Linked DNA regions of Homo sapiens: region 1 is linked to region 2. The links are chromatin loops, found by intact Hi-C in ENCODE. Cell type or tissue: A673. All regions are shown on one strand. Links, peaks and the distances in the headings refer to the core of each region. The heading gives the core; the rest is flanking DNA.

Region 1 (9,668 bases), core at 1,120-9,119, 46 kb after region 2:
CAGCAAGAATCTTTTTGTTGTTCTCTAGCTCCTGAAAGAGTGTCAGGCATAAAATAGCCGTTGAATAAAATGTGTTGAATAAATGAATGCTGCCATTAACATTTTTATGTATTCCATCACACTAGTGATTTTATTTTTATGGGATAGAATGCCAAGAGTAAAACTATTGAGTCAAAGGACATGTATATTTAAATTTTAGTGGAAGTTCCAAGATTGCTTTCCAAATATTTTTTTAGCAAGTCATGGCCGGGCTCAGTGGCTTACTCATGTGATCCCAGCACTTTGGGAGGCTGAGGCAGGTAGATCATTTAAGCCCAGAAGTTCAAGACCAGCCTGAGCAACATAGGGAGACCCCATCTCTACAAAAAATACAAAAATTAGCCGGGCATGGTGGTACATGCCTGTAGTCCTAGCTACTCAAGAAGCTGAGAGGGGAGGATTGATTGAGCCTGGTAGGTGGAGGTTGCAGAGAGCTGGGAATGTGCCACTGTACCCCAGCCTGGGTGGCAGAATGAGGCTCTGCCAAAAAAAAAGAAAAAAAACAAAGTTCCTTTTTAAAAAATCATCAGTGTAAAACAGTGTCCTTTTCCCCCCACATCGCTGCCAGCAATGAATATTATAGCTCTCTTCAATTTTTTTCAGTCTGATAGATATAAAAGGATATCTTGTCCTTGACAAGGTATTACGTGTCCTTGACTTTGAGCATTTTCTCATATGTTTTGCTGGCAATTTGGAGGTGTTTATCTGTGAACTGTTTATTTGTATCCTTTTCCTATTTTTCTCTTGAGTTGTCCTTTTCTTTAAAAAGTGTAGGTTTTTTTGTTTATTTGAGATACTTATCTTTTACCTGATGAGCATTATAAATATATTTTTCCCAATATATCATTTGTTTATGATATATTATCTTTTATCATAAAAAGCTCATCTTCCCTCTTAGAGTTTTTAGATTTAAATTTTGATTGGGAAAGCCTTCCCTATCTCTGTTATACATGTAGTCATTCTGATTTTTTGTGTGTGAGTTTTTATTTCAATTTGTCATTATTTAGTCAACAAGTATTGACATTTAGGTATTTAATCTTCTAAAATTGGATGTTAGTGTGTGTATGAAGGTATACGTTACAGAGTTTAATTTTCTTCCATATTAATAGCCAATTGTGCAGGTACTAGTTATTCAAAAATCCATGATTTCCCCCATCGAACTGAACTATTAATTTTATGATATATTCTCACATAAACTAGGATCTATTTCTAGATTATCTGTTCAGTTCCACTAGTATGTTTATTGATTATCATACAAATATTTTTAATTTGATTTCAGAGCCACACCTTTTCCCCATTATTTTATATTTCCTAGTTGTCTTCCTTGACTATACTGAAGCAATTATTTTTCCACATCAAATTTATGACCGTTTTACCTAACTCTGGGAAACTTTTTGAGGTTAAACTTCCCTAATACTAGCAGCATGTATAGAGACATAGCAGCATGTATAGAGTGTAATGCAAAGATTACAGGTTAAATTCTTTTTATTTTTTTCAGAGTAATATTTTCTCGTTACAAAATAGAGATAATAATTCTTGCCCTGCTTATCTACCTAAGAGGGTTCATACCGTGTGGAGATTCTCCAATACATAATATGATAAATAATACAAACTCCATTTGTCCAGCAGAACTGTTTTGTTGTTGTTGTTTTTGTTTTGTTTTTTGAGACAGAGTCTCACTCTGTTGCCCAGGCTAGAGTACAGTGGCATGATCTTGGCTCTCTGCAGCCTCCGTCTCTCAGGTTCAAGCAGTTCTCCTGCCTCAGCCGCCCAAGTAGCTGGGATTATGGGCATGCGCCACCACGCCTGGCTAATTTTTGTATTTTTAGTAGAGACAGGTTTTCACCATATTGGCCAGGCTGGTCTCGAACTCCTGACCTTAAGTGATACGCCTGCCTCGGTCTCCTAAAATGCTGAGATTATAGGCCCGAGCCACAGTGCCCCGCCAGGACTGTTATTTTGCGTGTGTGTGAGAAAAGTAGTTAGGGCAAGGGAATAGACCTTTTCCATTATTTTATTAGGTGAGATACTTTGTTGCAAGTAATAGGAATGTAAGCATCAAATGCAATCATGTAGGAAGACACGTGTAAATTTATAATTCCTGGTATATAGTGCCTGTATGTACTGTAGTGGTATTGTGGGGGCCATAGGCTCTTGGCCTCCTAAAGGCTCGCTGAAAATCACTGACATAAAGCGGATTGATTAATAGGAGAAAAGGTATACAAATTTATTTAACATGTTGATATAGTTTGGATGTGTGTCGTTACCCAAATCTCATTGAAATGTAATCCCCAGTGTTGGAGGTGAGGCCTGGTGGGAAGTGATTGGATCATGGGGGCAGTTTTCTCATGAGTGGTTTAGTACTATCCCTCTTGGTACTGTCCTCGCAATAGAGAGTGTGTTCTCATGAGATCTGATCGTTTAAAAGTGTGTGGCACCTCCTCACTTGCTTTCTTGCTGCTGCTCTGGCCATGTGAAGTGCCTGCTGCTCCCTTTGCCTTCCACGGTGATTCTAAGTTTCCTGAGCAGAAGTTGAGCAGATACCAACATCCTGCTTCCTGTACAGTCTGCACAACCATGAGCCAATTAAACCTCTTTTTTTTATAAATTACCATGTCTCCAGTATTTATAGCAATGCAAGAATAGAGTAAGACATGTATATACACAGGAGGCTTCAAAATGAAAAGGCCAACTTCCCAGTGAGTAACAGAAACTTATATGCCATACTGAGGCCACAGTAAAGAATGCAGACTCAGAGCATGGCCAGAAACAGGTCAGTCAGGTTTAGTGGCAAGACATGTGAAGAGAGACAGAAAGGAAGAAGCTTGGCTAGCAAAGATGGCCTTGTTACATAGATGAAACCTTCCCCAAAGAAAATAGATGGTAAATGTTTATTTTAAGACTTTAAAAGGTGTCAGACTCTCAATCTTTCCTGGAGCGGGGAAGGTATAGAAAGGGGAGGGGGCGTGGTTACAGTAATGAAGGTTCTCTATAGATGCAAATTTTCCCCACTTAAGGCAGCTTTGCAAATCCACTTCTGTCAGAAGTGATAGGCCAAGTGATAGCCCTTTTAAAATACGTCACAGAAATAGGTTTTGGGATAAAATATTTTTTTTTATTTATTTTATTTATTTATTTATTTTGAGACAGCGTCTTGCTCTGTCGCCCAGGCTGGAGTGCAGTGGCGCAGTCTCGGCTCACTGCAACCTACGCCTCCCGGGTTCAAGTGATTCTCGTGCTTCAGCCTCCCTAGTAGCTGGGATTACAGGCATGCACCGTCATGCCCAGCTAATTTTTGTATTGTTGGTAGAGATGGGGTTTTACCATATTGGCCAGGCTTGTGTTGAACCCCTGACCTCAAGTGATCTGCCCAGCTTGCCCTCCCAAAGTGCTAGGATTACAGGCATGAGCCACCACGCCTGGCCTAGGATAAAATATTTTAATTTCCTTTTATTATATACCTGTGTTGGTATATAGAGCCAAGCCTTACTGCTGTGAGCATCATATGAGGCCCTGGTCATAGCTCCTGTCTGTGGCTACTGTGGAGTTTGCCACTTCCTGTTTCCATGATCTTAGATGAACCAAACTCTACAAGGGAAAATACTTTGTAAGTTACAAAACTGCCTGACAACCACTGATCAGAATTATTCTTGCTGTTTCCTGTGCCGCATTTCTCTCAAGCAGGAGAGAAGTCTGTAGTTCTCAATGGCTGTCACCCACGGCAAGGACAGCTTCTTTCTTTGTGGAGCAGAGACGTGTGACTCTGAGTCAGTGGCAGGCAATGTTATGCTGGTAATAAGAACTCTATAATGAAGCGGTCTGAGAATATGAGTGCATTGTCCTCCTTTCTTTTGTTTCTCTTTTTTTTTTTTTTTTTTTTTTTTGAGATGGAGTCTCACTCTGTCACTCAGGCTAGAGTGCAATAGTGCCCACTGCAACCTCCACCTCCTGGGTTCAAGTGATTCACCTCCCTCAGGCTTCCAAGTAGGTGGGATAACAGGCACCTGCCACCATGCCTGGCTAATTTTTGCATTTTTATAGAGTCAGGGTTTCACCATGTTGGCGAGGCTGGCCTCAAACCCCTGACCTCAGGTGATCCACCCATCTCAGCCTCCCAAAATGCTAGAATTACAGGCATGAGTCACCACGCCCAGCCTTGCCCTCCTTTCTTGATGAAGCCCCTGCTCATATCTATCTTTAGCTATAGTGTTCACAAAAAGATTATTAGATTATCGCAATCTCAAGTGTTATTTGTGCCTTGTTTAATAGACTTGAGCAAAAGTATTTCAAGGGCCTGTGCCAGGTGTTTTCTCTCTTTTTAATCCTTTTTCAGCTGGCAAGGATCATGCACATTTATTCTGGATTTGGCTGATTTTCCCGGGAATGTATGGTGAGATGTGAGTTTGCAACACCATTATTTTTTTTAAGGAACAATAAGGGCATATACACAGAAAGCACCCATCCACATATAATTTTGAATCCCAGGGTCCTTAGAGATATGCTAGTCAGCCCAACTCCCCTCATTTGCAGATTTGGGTGCCAGAAGTGAAAACGCCTTTGCAAAATTTTGACAGTAAGAGAAATCTGACATAGTTACTCCATCTTGATTCTAACCTCCAAGTTGTCCTTGGTCATTCCTGGGCATAAGCCAAGCTAGGTTTGGCAGGAATTAGGTTTATGGTTTAACTTTAAAGCAAGGATGATAATAGCCCTTCCCCAAACTAAACCACCTCTATAAAACTAAGTTCGCAAGGTTGTGATTATGAGAGGGGCCTGAATTCTGCTGAGATGTAGGCGTAGTTAAATGATTACCAGCCCTTGTTCTGGAGGTAACAAGACTTGCAATTTCCCCAATGATTCCCCTAGATAACATCACTATTGTGAAACCTAACATTAGCTTTTTGAGATGTTTTTTAGACTTTTGCATTTCTGACTCCACACAGACCCTCAATTCATGACTCAACCAGTCCTGTGGCCCCCACAGGTGGGCTGAGAGCATGAGAACTGTTTTCCAGACCCCTGTGATTTCATCCCCAATCAATGAACATCCCCCATTCCCTAGCCCCCTGCCCACCAAACTGTCCTTGTAAAACCCTAACCTCCAAACTTATGGGGAGACTGATTTTAGTAATTACTTCATCTCCCACATGGCTAGCCTTGTGTCAGTTAAACTCTTTCCTTACTGCTGTGCTGCAGTCTCAGTGAATTGATTTTGTCTGTGCAATGGGCAGGGAGACGTTGTTGAGTGATTACACTAAAACTACCCATTTATTTTTTAAAGAGAGAGAGAGGGAAAGTATTTGTGTGCAGAGAGAAAGAGAATGCTAAAGTAAAATATAAAATGTTGACAGGTGGAGAATCTAGGTGGAGGGTATGCAGATTTCCATTTTACTAGCCTTTTTATTTTCTCTTTACTTTTCCTTATAAAAATGAGGGTAGGAGTGGTTAAAGCCAGGTCTAGAGGACTCAGAAAATATCTTGTGCCAGTGGAGAAGTACATGATTATTTAAGACTAGGTTTTTTGCCATACAGAGGATGATAATGTGGGAGACCAGCATGTGCCTCCCCAAAATAGAAAGAATTGTTGAGCTGAAGACAATTAAGAAGTAGATGCAGGGAAGTTCTCAGCCCTGCCTCTATTTGCCTAAAGCAGAACATAGATTTTGAAGGAAATAAAAATATTTCACTCCTAAATATATTTATTTGTCCTATTTTGAGATGGCTGTCAGAGGGTCAGCAAACAGAAGTGTCCCTGCAAAGCTGTCTTTAGTGAGGAAAATTTGCATCTGGAGAGACCTTCATTAATGAAGCCTTCCCTTGTCTGGATTTAGAAAGATTAACTGAGAGTTGGACACTTTTAAAAGTCCGGAAAACACACACACACACACACACGCACACACACTTCTATTCTCCCTGAAAGCTGCTGTCTGTGAGGATTCCTCTAGACAAGACCACGCCTTCTAGCCAAGTCTCTTCATTTCTCCCTTCCATAACCTGTTTTGGCACTAAAACCTGGTCTTGGCCATGCTCTGAGCCCATATTCTTTCTCTAATCTCAACGGTAAATGAGCTTCTGCACCACATAGGGAAGCTGGGTCTTCATTCTGAAGGCTCCTGTCTATAACTAACGTTAAATAAATTTGTGTGCCTTTTCTCCTATTAATCTGCCTTTTGTAAGTTGATTTTTCAGCAAATCTTCAAGAGGCCAAGGGCCTTGGCGTCTACAATTTATAATGACAAAAGTCATCCTACCTACCTCTCTACCACCTCCTTAACCTTTATTAACCATTGAAAACAGCTTTGGACCCTTATAGGCCTGGAGATAGTATCAGAGGAATTGAAATTAATAAGCTTTCCTAATGTAAAAAAAAAATCTTGGACAAGTTAAATTTAACAGAGTTTAACTGAGCAAAGAACCATTTGCGAATCAGGTAGCCTCCTGAGCCAGAGCAGGCTCAGAGAGACTCCAGTGCAGCCAGGTAGTAGATTTATGGACAGAAAAAGGAAGTGAGATGTACAGAAAATGGAAGTGAGATACAGAAACAGCTGGATTGGTTACAGCTTGGAGCTTGCCTCATTTGAACACAGTTTGAACAGTCGGCTACCTTTGGCCGAAACTCGGTGATTGGCAGAGGAGTAGGTTACAGTCTATGTCCACAGCCAGTTAGGTTTCAGTTTACTATGAACAGAGAATCCTTTAGGCAGAACTTAAAATATGCAAGGAGGAAACTTTTGGTTAAATTTAACACTAACTAGCATGTATCTGCCATTTATTTACCCTCCCAAAGTTGTCACTGATACTGATAAACTCTGTAGCCTGAAAAGCTGAGATTGTTTCCTGTTTGGTGTTGCAGAACCAATACACAAAGCCAAAAGTGAGTGTCAAGCAGAGCAAGCTTGGTTTTTGTTTGTTTTTCTGAGACACTGAAGCAGTATGGTTCATCTGGGGTAATACCCAAGGCTTTTTGCCTCACACCAAGGAAATCAAGGACATAGACACACAAGGCGTGAGTTTAAGACCAGAAGTTTAATAGGCAAAAGAAAGAGAAAAACTCTCTTCTACAGAGAGAGAGAGGGGCTCCCAAGTGGGTCTTCCAGTTCAGTGGTGAAATTCATGAGGGGGATGGGGGGTGTTTATAGATGAGCTTGAGGAGGCAGTGTCTGATTTACATAGGGCCCAGAAGATTGGTCGGACCAGGTGTTCCATTTACATAGTGCAGGAAGAAGCTGGCTGCCCCATCCTAATCTTTTATCATGCAGTTAGGTTCTCTACCTGGCTAGCGCCATGTTGTCAGTACATTTACTGTACATGTGGTTAACAAAGGAAAGATGGAGCTGCCATGTTGAACATGCCTGGCCCCCTAGCCTTTTCCTATTGGCACAGCTGCAGGCATTCACCCATGCAAGCTTCCAGCTTGCTTATCTATGTCTCCAACTCAATTTTACAGGCTGCTCTTTGTTAGAAAAGAAATTATTTTGGGGCTGCTTTTTGTTAAAAGGGAAGCCTTACTGAGGACTCTCTTACTCTCACTAATCTTCTAAATAATGTCTTTTTAGCTCCTGTATCAACAGGGTCTTGCTCTGTTGCCCAGGATGTAGTGCAGTGGCACAATTATGACTCACCTCCTGGGCTCAAGGGATCATCTCACCTCAGCCTCCTCAGTAGCTGGAACCACAGATGTGTGCCACCACACTTGACCAAGTTTTTATTTTTTTTTTTAGAGACGGGGGTCTCACTATGTTGCCCAAGCAGGTCTCGAACTCCTGGGTTCAAGCAGTCCTTCCACCTTAGCTTCCCAAAGTGCTGGGATTACAGGCATGGGCAACCACGCCCAGCTAGGGCAAGTGTTTATTTAATAGCCCAGGAATTGGAAAAGCAGAAGGATGGCTTTGAAACCAATTTATCAATTAGTGAGGGGTGATGGGGTTAAAATATAGGGTTTCTCTAATGTAAGTGTTGGACATGAAAAGGAAAGGGAGGAGTATTCATGTCTTTTCTGGAAATGGGCAGAGATTTCCTGGAATCTGGATGCTGCCCTTTTTCCTTCCTTTAATGGTAAGGTATTGCCTTTTATGGCTGCCAGTAGGTGTGCCAGTTGTATGGTAATCAGGTTATGATGAAGTTAGAGGCTCTTCAGAGGTCAGATGAGCTGCCATCTTGGATCTCCCCTGTTTCTGCTGGTCTGGTCAAGAGGGGGAACTTCTGACTACAGGTATCCTGTTTGCTGGAGATGAAGCAGGGTTAGGGTGTCACAGTGATGTAGCCCAACCTTGCAGCCTTACAAGCACTAGAGAAGGTAACATCACCAGTAAAGACTTAAAGTATTTTCCTTAGTCTTTTCATTTCTCTAAATATTTACTGATTTTGTTGAAGATGCTATAAAGGCTGGAATTCAAAGCCACCTCTTTGAGAACTACTCATGCTGTGGGTATCACCCGTGTAGATATGAAATATACATGTTAATACACTTCTGTTTATTGTTCTCTTGTTAATCTGTCTTTTTAAAGATGGCTGTGTTTTAACTAAGAACCTATGGGGGTGAGAAAAGAAAGTAACTTTTATCAGAGGAATGCAAGTCTAGAGAGACATCACAATGAGACAGCAGTCATATTCTGCTTCTCCCTTTGAGCTACGTATTCATCTCTCAAAACTGTTTGCTGTTGCCATGAGTAGCTATAAATTAACTTAATAATGCCCTGTCTCACACCATAACACCTACCTTTTAGCATAACAATGTATAGCCAATCATTAATTGATGTTATTTCTGTAAACAACTTTGTACCTTATTTGTTTTGCCCTTGTTTTGGCTTTGAAAACCTGCTTTGAAAACCTGCTTGTAACAGAGGCCAAATATGAACAGAGGAGTTCATAGCCAAGATTACTTGGATCTGAGTCTTTTGGGCAGCTGTCCTCACTTTGGCTCAAGTAAACTCTTTAAATTATATTTTGTGCTGTAGTCTTTTCCTTTTAGGTCAACAGGGTTATTATTTTTTCCTCTACAATAGAAACTCTTTATCATCTGTAATGGTACAGGATGGCTTGAGAGGTGAAGAGTGAGGGTGAGTAACTGCTGTAGGTTTTTGAGAAGGAGATCAATAGTCTTTTTATCTGACTGGGTTGAAAGGGAAACTGCCTTTGCGAGGATTATGACAGTGAGAGGAATCCAGCATGGCTGACTTCATCTTGCTTCTAGCCTCACAGGCTGGCTATCTTTGCTCATTCCTGGGCATAGGCCAAGCTAGCCATAGGAGAAATTTATAGTTTAACTTGAAAGCAAGGATAATAATAGTCCCTCCCTAAAACTAACTCCCTCCTTGTTAAGGGACAGAAAACTACTGAAAGGCCACCAGATTAGGATTAAGGAAGGGATCTGAATTTGGCTAAAATATAAGCATAGTTTCCAAAATTCCTTATGACTCAGAAGTCATGTGGCCTTAGGTCAAAAGATTTGTGACGTCCCTAATTGCTCCTATAGATAACATCACTATTGTAGAACCTAAGATTGGTCTTTTGAGACGTTTTTTGGACTTTTACATTCTGACAACTGACTGACCCCACCCAGACCCATGGTTTGATTCATCCAGTCCTGTGCCCCTGCTGCCACCCAACCCAGAGGCAGACTCAGCACA
Region 2 (9,668 bases), core at 1,016-9,015:
GATCTTAAACTTCAGAAGTAGTTAGGAGAGCATAATGGGGATTGGACTGGTAGAAACAGGACATAGTGGTCAGAAGATTACGTTAGATGATCAGTGTGCAGCTCTCAGTAGTGCTTGACTCCTAGTAAGCACTTAACGAGTGTTAGCTACTGTTATCAGAAGCATGCTATACTTTTGTGCAAAAAATGAGGGAAGGTTGAGATTTTAAAAAGAGAAACATGGTGTTTGGAACCTGGAGCAGCATCATCAGCCATAGGATCATGATGCAGTGAGATTCACGGTCCCATCGTTGATGGCTGACTTGATTTTGAGCTTGGTTCCTCACACTAAAATTACTAATCTCATCATAATAAATAGGCCCTTTTAAGAAGAGCAGATCTGAATATATCATCTCAGAGAGAATTCCCTTCCTTAAGAGGAGGTTTTATGTTTTCTTTGAAAGAGACTAGATTTGGAGTTGGAGGACCAGGACACTGCCACTGTGAGTCCCCTGGCAGATCCTTTCCTCTTTCTGGATGCCTCATCTGTAAACCTGGCCAGTTGGACAGAACTCTTTCCGAGGCCCAGCCAGTTCTGAAGAATATGGGGTGCTCAAACATGCATTGAATATTTATAAAGTTTGTTACAAGAAATAGGAGTGTTAGAGGTGGGGAAATAAATTGATGACTCTTCTGTTGCATCTTCTCTATTAAGAATAAAGGAATTTTTAAAAATTTTCAAGTGACTTTTCTATCTTTGAAAACAGCAGATTTACACAGGAGTTTAGTTAGGGTGGGGATGACGTTGCTTTTGTCCCTTAAATTCGAACAACTAGAAAAGGAGGTTACTGTTCTTGGGTATGTTGATTGGAAATGTCATATAGTGTAATTTGTAACTGCTTAGTCGAGGCTTTCTGGATTTGGTTTCCCCTCCTCTTCTGTTTTTGTTTTTCATTGCGGTAGCTAAACAGCCTTCATTTGCCATGAATAAGCAACCTAACTTTAAAAGCCTTTATCCACTTGTTCGATTTAACAGAGTTTCTTTATCTCCTTTCACATACATCTCAGCAGGGAAATTCTAATAGAAGTGTTCTTCATTCATGCCGGTGCTACATTTAAATGCAGCTGCAAGTTAACTGCCTCTACTCAGTGACCTCAGCAAGTGATGTCCCTAGTAATAGTGGCCCAAGAAATACTGGCCATAATGAATGAAGATAACACCTTTAAATATTTTTTAAGTCCTTGGGCTTGGTCAGTTAATACAAATGAGTTGTTCAGTAATGCTAGTCACAAAAGAGAATTGATTCTGTGTTCTAAATGTAAATCTCTGTGTGCTTTAATGACACAATTTCAGAACTAGCTCCACATTTTCCATGAAGTACGCTGGGAAAAATAGTAGTTAAGTATGTATTCTTCACCATTGAAATTCTAGGCATACTTTATTTTAAGAATGTAGATATCAATTCATTTTTTTGTTGTTGTTTATAATTTTATAGGACATTGTGCTCACTTTGGCAGCACATATACTATAATTTTATAGGAAATTATCAGTTCCTTGCTTAGCATAGTAAATGGCAAATATGGAAGAAAGGTCCTGTGGTACTTTGTTTTGAGAATGCAGATATTGATTCTTTTTTTTTGTTTATAATTTTATAGGAAATTATCAGTTCATTGCCTAGCATAGTAAATGACAAATATGGAAGGAAGGTCCTATTGTACTTACTAAGCCCCAGAGATCCTGCACATACAGTACGAGAAATCATTGAAGTTCTGCAAAAAGGAGATGGAAATGCACACAGGTAAAACCAAGTAGAATGGCTTGACTTCTTTATTCCTCTGTTAATGTTGAGTAGTGCATTCTTCCAGAAGTCCACTTACCCATCCATACCCTCTCTAAAACTGCTGAAAAGGTGAATTCCATTTTCAAGCCTATATTTTTGACAGATTCTAAAGTTTTTATCTTGACAAGGAAATAAAAGTGTCGTGCCAAAAGAACACCTGAGCACCTGGCACATAGTAGGCATTCAAGTGCGTGGTTTGGCTTTTATTTTGCTTTATTTTCAAAGCTACCGATACCACATATTTGAGTACCCTAGAGTATGGTGTCCATACAGCAGTGTAAATGTGTTGTTTTCTGGGTATGTTATTTGGTTTTTGGATTTTTTTTTTTTTTTTTTTGGTATTACACAAGTCAGACTCCCTTTATTGAGCCCTTGTTCTGTGCCAGGCACTATTCAGATCGTGGGACACAAACATTTTTAAAAACAGAACACATACTCGTATCACTTATTGTCTACATGCTTAACAGAAAGATAGACAATAATAATAGAGTGCGATACAGTCTGTGATAAGCTCTTAGAGGTTTTTGTGATAATATCACCACATTTCCTTTGCGATTTATCTTACCTTAATACCCCGTTCAACATACTCAACAGTAAGAAAGATACAGAGGTCCGCAGACGGGAGCTCCTAGAATCCATTTCTCCAGCTTTGTTAAGCTACCTGCAAGAACACGCCCAAGAAGTGGTGCTAGATAAGTCTGCGTGTGTGTTGGTGTCTGACATTCTGGGATCTGCCACTGGAGACGTTCAGCCTACCATGAATGCCATCGCCAGCTTGGCAGCAACAGGACTGCATCCTGGTGGCAAGGACGGAGAGGTAATGTGCCATTAAAGCACAGGCAGGAAAGCTGCAAAGGCCACAAAAACTTCGTTTTTGGACGATGTGGGGTGTCAGTAAGAAAGCTGGGGAGGGAGATACCTGTTGAATAAACAACCAAGAACCTCTCACAGCAGCAATTACATTCATCTTTAATTTTCTCTAACCATCTGGGTCAAAGCCTGGTACTTGGGAATGTTTTACAGATGTGAATTTGCTTATGAATGAAATCATTGCCAAGTATTGAGTGCCCAAGGTGCTTCTGACACCTGCGATTGGGGAAGAGAAGTGGGCCATGGATCTTAGAGAAGCCCTGGCTCCTGACCATATTAACAAATGGGAAAGATGAATGTACCTTGAAAGTTTCTCTATAAGGAGACTGAGCCGGTTGCCTCCCATACTTGCTAAGGAGTAGCCCAAATAACTGGGAACGCTTGGTATTGCTCTTGAAGAGGAGTAAGGTTGAGCTGAAAAGATGCTTTCTTGATTCGCTCATCAGATAATCCCCTTCGGTGGTCATGTGTACTTAAACAGCATGCAGCATTGGGTTTTGATGTTTGTGCTATAGTGTTCTGTCCTGTAGGTTTATTTGTGTCTGAGAATGACATATTTCAATCCAAGACGTGATTAGCATTAAGATGAGCCTTGTGCTGCTACTGTTCAGAGCAGATTAAATGAAGCGGAGACTGAAGCGCTGTGCCGTGGCTGTGTTATCTGGCATAACTGTCTTTCAGTCTGGGGATCAGAATAGATCTGTGGTCCCCCCAAGTATGATGGTTGTCCTAGATAAAGACCTCTTAAGCCTGTGGAACTTTAAAAGTGGCTGAGTCCTTATCTGTATGTGGTGGCATAAATAGTATGTATTCATTCAAATGTATTTGTATGAATGAAAACAACTTTTAAAATTAACTGTTCTTGACCCTTCATAGCTTCACATTGCAGAACATCCTGCAGGACATCTAGTTCTGAAGTGGTTAATAGAGCAAGATAAAAAGATGAAAGAAAATGGGAGAGAAGGTAGGCTATGAAATTTGACCTTTTCTTGTATCTCATGTGGAATTCCAGTAATTCCTGGCATCCCTGAACTTTATACCAGCCATTTAAGCTCAAATGAAGTTTGCCAAGTGTCTAGAAATGGTGTCTGTGAATAAGAAATGATTCAGTGGTTGCTGGTAATGCTTTTTCCCCTAGAAATATTTGTGCCTGAGAACTCTTTTAATTTTCTTTTTTCCAAACCCCCCCCGCCAGCCCCCCCCACCGCCCCCTCACTCTCTCTGTTTTCCTTCCTGTGCTGCTGCAGGCTTCTAACCTGGCTTGGTCAATGCCTTAAAATGCCATTCTAATGAGGATGGTGAGAGGGGGTAGGGGGCCCCAATTGTTGAGTATCATTACCTCAGTAGAAAGGCATGACATTTATCTCTATGTTTGAAGAAAGAATAAGCAGAAGAAGATTATCCTCGTAAGAGAGTTTTGGACTAGTGCCTGTTTATTTGGCATTGAAATACATGTGACCAAAGAGTAAGCCAGTCTTTGGCGCTTTCTGGTTTTTTGTAAGCCTTACAGCTGCTCTGTAGAAACTCAGCTCTCTAGAGAAGGACAGCATTAGCATTTGCATGCCATTCCCCTCTCAGTCCTATCTCCAACCAGACCTTCACTTACAAAATCCAAATTCCATCTGGTATTTAAACCACTGGAGAGATTTTTTTCCCCTACTGAGTTAAAACAGTTTGGGCTTTTCATTACAATGTCTGGAAAAAAGTGACAGATCATGAATTCATGTCTTGCGGCAAGTGGCAGCTCTGATGGCTAGTGTGGCAATCAGTATAGCAGTAGAGCTGTCACTTCTCACCTTACCTTTAAGAATGGGGACCTGGGGCTATTTTTCACTAAATTTTTTTGTAAAAGAGAAGCCTTGTGATAAATATTAAAGAAAAAAATAACATATGGAATAATCTTTTTCATTATTAAAAAGTTGATGTATAGTTGAGTTTATGCCAGAAAAGTAGTCTGGCTTAATGTCCAGTGGTTTTTCTCCCTCTTAATTAAAATGTGCTGAGAACCCTAAAATCTGCCAGTTTGGGTCTGATGTGTTTGTCTTGTCGTATTCAGCACCAAATGAGTTTGTCCTCCTGCACGTCTAGCTGTTTTGATTCTCTTTTACTGGATAGTAGCCACCTTAAAACTTAGTAGTTTTCAAAACAATGACTTGATCAGGGTCTGGTGGAGCCTGCCCCTCTATGCTCAGAGTCAGAGTCATCTAGGGCTGCTCGGTTTGTGGTTGGAGTGTCCACTTTTCGCTTAGCTCACTCACATGGCTGGCAAGTGAGTACTGACTGTTGGCTGGGGACCAACAGCCTCAGTTTCCCTTTCTAGGCTGCTTGGGCTCCTTCACGAGATGGTGGTTGCTTTTTTAAGAGTGAGCATCCCAAGAGGACAAAGTAAATGCGTGGCACTTCCATGATTTATCCTTAGCAGTCATTTAATGCCACTTTCATCATACTGTCTTGGTCAAGTCAATCACAGAGGCCCACTGTGATTCAAAAGAAGACATGGATTCCCCCTATAGATGGGGGAGTGGCTGCATTCTAGAAGAGCACACAGGACAGGAGATATTATTGTGGTCAGCTTTGGAAAACAATTTGCCTCACTAGCTGAACTCTGTCCCTCTTTAGCAGGTACCATGAAAGGCTGAATAGCCATAGGCCTCTTGGCTTTTAAAGAGTCCTTACATTCAGGTATCTTTGAATGAATTATATAGTACATGCTACCTGACTATGATGTTTGCCTTCAAGATAGGTTGTCCCTACCTCCATCTGCACTAAATCTTAGCTATCAGAATTTCTCCTTTGTCCAAGCATTAATTGCAAAGTGAAAAAGATAATACCACGACCTTGGGAATCAAATACTAGAATAACGGGAGAAAAATGGTATTTTTGATTTGTGAGTATGTAAGCGTTGTAAAGAGAAATGCCAAGTTTAAGCTAGAACAGTCATTTATCAACCACTGTTGAACACGTGAACACTGTGTTATGTTCATGGCACCTTGTGAGTGAGCATTTCTCCATGAGGAAGAACTTGATTTCAACCAAGCATGAGGTGCTACTGTGAAACATTTATTTCCTGAATAGCTTTCAGGTCAAAGTTAAATCATTAAATAATACAAAGAAGTGCAGACATAACCAAGTGAGTGTTTTATTAGAATTCATAGTTTATCTTGAGTAATTACTGCTAAACATAGCTTAGGTTTTGGATCAGAGTTAAAAGAAATGGCTCTTTTAGAAATGCATTAGATAAACCTGCACTGGAATTTTTTGTGTTAAAAGGGAGATTGGGTGAAAGCTACTTTTGTTAGCTTTTTTGTTTAAAAATATTTGCAGATTTAAGGGCAGTAGAGAAGGGGGTAGGGAGTATATATCTTATTATGTGATGTTCACTAAGCTTCAGTATATTTTACAGGTTGTTTTGCAAAAACACTTGTAGAGCATGTTGGTATGAAGAACCTGAAGTCCTGGGCTAGTGTAAATCGAGGTGCCATTATTCTTTCTAGGTATGTATAACATGTGCCCTTCTCTGAGCAGGGCCTGGTCATGCAAAAGACACACTTCCTTCACGTTGATTTCTCAGTTCTAATATTTGTTCTCAGTAGTCTAATATTACTCCCAGTCACTCATGGTCTAGACAAACATACCAAATATTAGAAAGCAAATGTAACTCTTTCAGTCAGTCCTTAGGAATCTTTTTTTTTTTTTTTTTTTTTTTTGAGATGGAGTCTCACTGTCACCCAGGCTGGAGTGCAGTGTCACGATCTCAGCTCACTGCAGCCTCAACCTCCTGGGCTCAAGTTTTCCTCCCATCTCAGCCTCCTGTGTAGCTGAGACTACAGACGCATGCCACCACACCCAACTAATTTTTATTTTTTTATTTTTTGTAGAGATGGGGGTCTCCCTGTGTTGGCCAGGCTGATCTCAGACTCTTAGGCTCAAGTAGTCCTCCCATCTTGACCTCCGAAAGTGCTGGGATTACAGGCATAGCCATTGTGCTTGGCCCTTAGGATTTTTAAACTACCATCTTTTTGACAAATTATAACATTCACAAGGTATCAGGTGGCTTCACCACATTTATGGTTTTGACCAAAACATAATTTTTTTTTTTTGAGATGGAGTCTCACACTGTCGCCCAGGCTGGAGTGCAGTGGTGCGATCTCAGCTCACTGCAAGCTCTGCCTCCTGGGTTCATGCCATTCTCCTGCCTCAGCCTCCTGAGTAGCTGGAACGGCAGGTGCCCGCCACCACGCCCAGCTAATTTTTTTTATTTTTAGTAGAGACCTGGTTTCACCGTGTTAGCCAGGATGGTCTCGATCTCCTGACCTCGTGATCTGCCCACCTCGGGCTCCCAAAGTGCTGGGATTACAGGCATGAGCCACTGTGCCCAGCCTGTATTTTTTTTAATGAATAACTTACATCCCTGTGAAAACTGTGACAATGTTGACTTTTAAATCATGCCTAATTCTACATGTAATTTCCTTCATTGTTTTAAAAGATTGTAAAAGGATTGGAAGAGCATTTGCTACTGAAGTGTGTGTGCTATTTGTTGATATCTGACTTAAAATGAGAAAAAAACAGTGATGAGCTATGGCCTCTTTTGTATTATTCTCTGAACTTAGTTGAGTTTATAATCAATCCACAAATCATTGAAATTTTCCATACATTCTCTGTGCAGATGAAAACCTTCTGTTAAGAGCATTCATTTAAAAAAAGATTTGTATGTTGCTTTGAAGCAATTACTGTTGATTTTTCCCCTGCTGTGTTATTAAGGTTTGGGAAAACAGATACCAACCCTAGTTTGAATTTCTCAAGATACTTTACTTGCAACATGCTATGCAACTTAATCTATGTTGTTTGTAAATGTTATTTTAAGTGTTTCTTCAACATATACGTGATCTGGTACACATAATACTCACACAGGAGCATTCATAGCTTCAGGTATGTCAGTGTCTCCAAATATATAAGTGTTACAGATCATTTTGTTCATTTCTGCTTAAAATTAGTTAATTTTCCAGTTGATGTTAAACAGTCAGAATTCGTTAGCTGATACATGAACTTTTTCATTACAAATTTTTTTACCAGGCATTTGGAGTGTTAACACCTACTGACACATTCTTTCATTACACTCAATTAACTGGAAATTTCAGCAATGCCATGAAATTAATTTATAAAGGTTGTTCATCAATCAGAACTCCCATTAGGTGGATTTCAAACATAGGAAGGATACTATAGGTTTATTATGGAGCACTACTCAGAATTGGAACAGGAGCAGAGGAAATATTTGAAGTTCTAAATGGAAGTTGAGCTATATATAACAATAATACAAAAAAATTGTTTTTGTAAATTTTGGGTGAAAAGAAAATCAGCCTTGTATGTTGGCTGAAAAGTAACTCAGAGAAGCAGAATTCTCTAACATTTGGGAGCATTGGCACTTGACAGACTGCCTGGGTTCTAGCTTAGTGCATAGCCTTGGGAAAATTATTCAGCTTTTCTGGGCCTTAATTTTCTTGGTGGTAAAAAAAATGAGATTAATGATAACCCTATGGTCGTTATGAAAACTAGATTGGATGATGCATATAAAATGCCTAGCATTATGTCTAATATGTGGCATATGCTCAGTAAGCAATAACTTACTATTATGTGTTGTATAACTGTGTGTTTAGCCAAGATGTATGAAATAAAAACACCTAGTGAGTCACAAATTCATTACGAGGGAACTTTACTTTTTAGCATCGTAGGTGGCAAGCTGAATTGTTTCTTATCTCCCATAAGCAGTAGAATATTGCTTGGTGCTGATAATTTATCCTCCTCTTTGTTGACATATTGGAAGTTACTGGGACCAGGGACTTTGGAAAATACCAAGTACCTCATTTCTAAAATGTGTTTCAGAGGTCCGTATTTACAAAGGGTCCCGAAAAAGAAGAGAACAGGAAATTCAGGACTGGTACTCTGCGGTCAGAGCTGTAGGTCCTATCCACAGAGAAATGGGCCTGCTGTTACCAGCCTCTATGGCTCCTTTCACTTCTGATAGAGTACTCGGGCAGGGTTTCAGAACGCAGAGGCCGGGCTTATTTTGTAGAATGGCTAACATTTATTAAGTGCTTACTAAGTGTCAGGCTCTGGCTGGGTGCTTTAGATACAAGGCCATTTGAGCCTCAGAAAACCACTCTGTGAGGTGGAAGGTGGACTCTGTTGTGAATCCCATTCTACAATTCGGGAAACTGAGTCTTAAGAGAGTTTACATAGCATGCTCTTGGTTGTACAGTTACTGAGTGGTAGAGGCAGGTTTCCCACCCAAGCAGTGAAGCTCCACAGTGAAGCCCTTCGCCCTTTCACTCAATGTTAGTGCTGTGGAGTTCAGTGAGAAGACCTGCTAACTCTGACCTCTCTGTGCCTCTGTTCACACCTTTTCATTCAGCCACGTGGTGGGCATATTTTGGCTGTCTGCTCTGTAAATGTAGCATCATGAAATAAATAAAATACGGTCCCTGCTCTTGAGCTTATAGTCCTGAGATGGGGAAGGGAAGATAGAATACATGTAGAATCATTTTAAGACAGGATGTAAGTAAGTCCTAAGATAATGTGAAGGTAGAACCAACTCTGTATGGAATGATGTTGGTCCTACAAATGTCTTTGCTTGGGTGACTCCACCAGCAAGATTCTAAAACGTTTTTTTCCGTGGTGTTATAATATGGGCTACTGGTCTCATCATTCATCCTTTGAATGAAAAATAATGTGTATATAGTTACAAGGCTTGTGTCACAGTTAACAAAGTCTTTTTTACTGTTGGTACAGGTAGTATTGGAGATGATCTAGGAATGCTTATGAAATTTAATTTTTTTCCTCTCTTCAGCCTCCTCCAGAGTTGTGACCTGGAAGTTGCAAACAAAGTCAAAGCTGCACTGAAAAGCTTGATTCCTACATTGGAAAAAACCAAAAGCACCAGCAAAGGAATAGAAATTCTACTTGAAAAACTGAGCACATAGGT

Evidence for each region. Hi-C counts contacts between places; a loop is a spot of excess contacts. Peaks named below come from ENCODE experiments on the same cell type or tissue, not always from the same donor. Only the 100,000 strongest peaks of a DNase experiment are listed, where the experiment ranks them.
Region 1: a loop joins it to region 2, with 5 times the contacts of the local background. A loop is called at or near these places in 3 of 110 quality-filtered maps.

The regions. Positions count from the first base shown.
Region 1 is chr9:2,758,569-2,768,236 of GRCh38, reverse strand. No RefSeq gene overlaps it. Among named protein-coding and RNA genes, the nearest start is that of KCNV2, 46 kb to the right of the region's middle. In A673, for the core only: no CTCF peak of the experiment used is centred there; no DNase peak of the experiment used is centred there.
Region 2 is chr9:2,804,329-2,813,996 of GRCh38, reverse strand. It overlaps PUM3 (pumilio RNA binding family member 3), which reads left to right. Exons shown (of 18, transcript NM_014878.5): 14 at 1,635-1,777; 15 at 2,414-2,636; 16 at 3,566-3,653; 17 at 6,093-6,183; 18 at 9,534-9,668. The coding sequence ends at 9,666. Among named protein-coding and RNA genes, the nearest start is that of PUM3, 35 kb to the left of the region's middle. RefSeq lists enhancers at 2,009-2,882, 4,634-5,509. In A673, for the core only: no CTCF peak of the experiment used is centred there; a DNase peak (open chromatin) is centred at 4,096.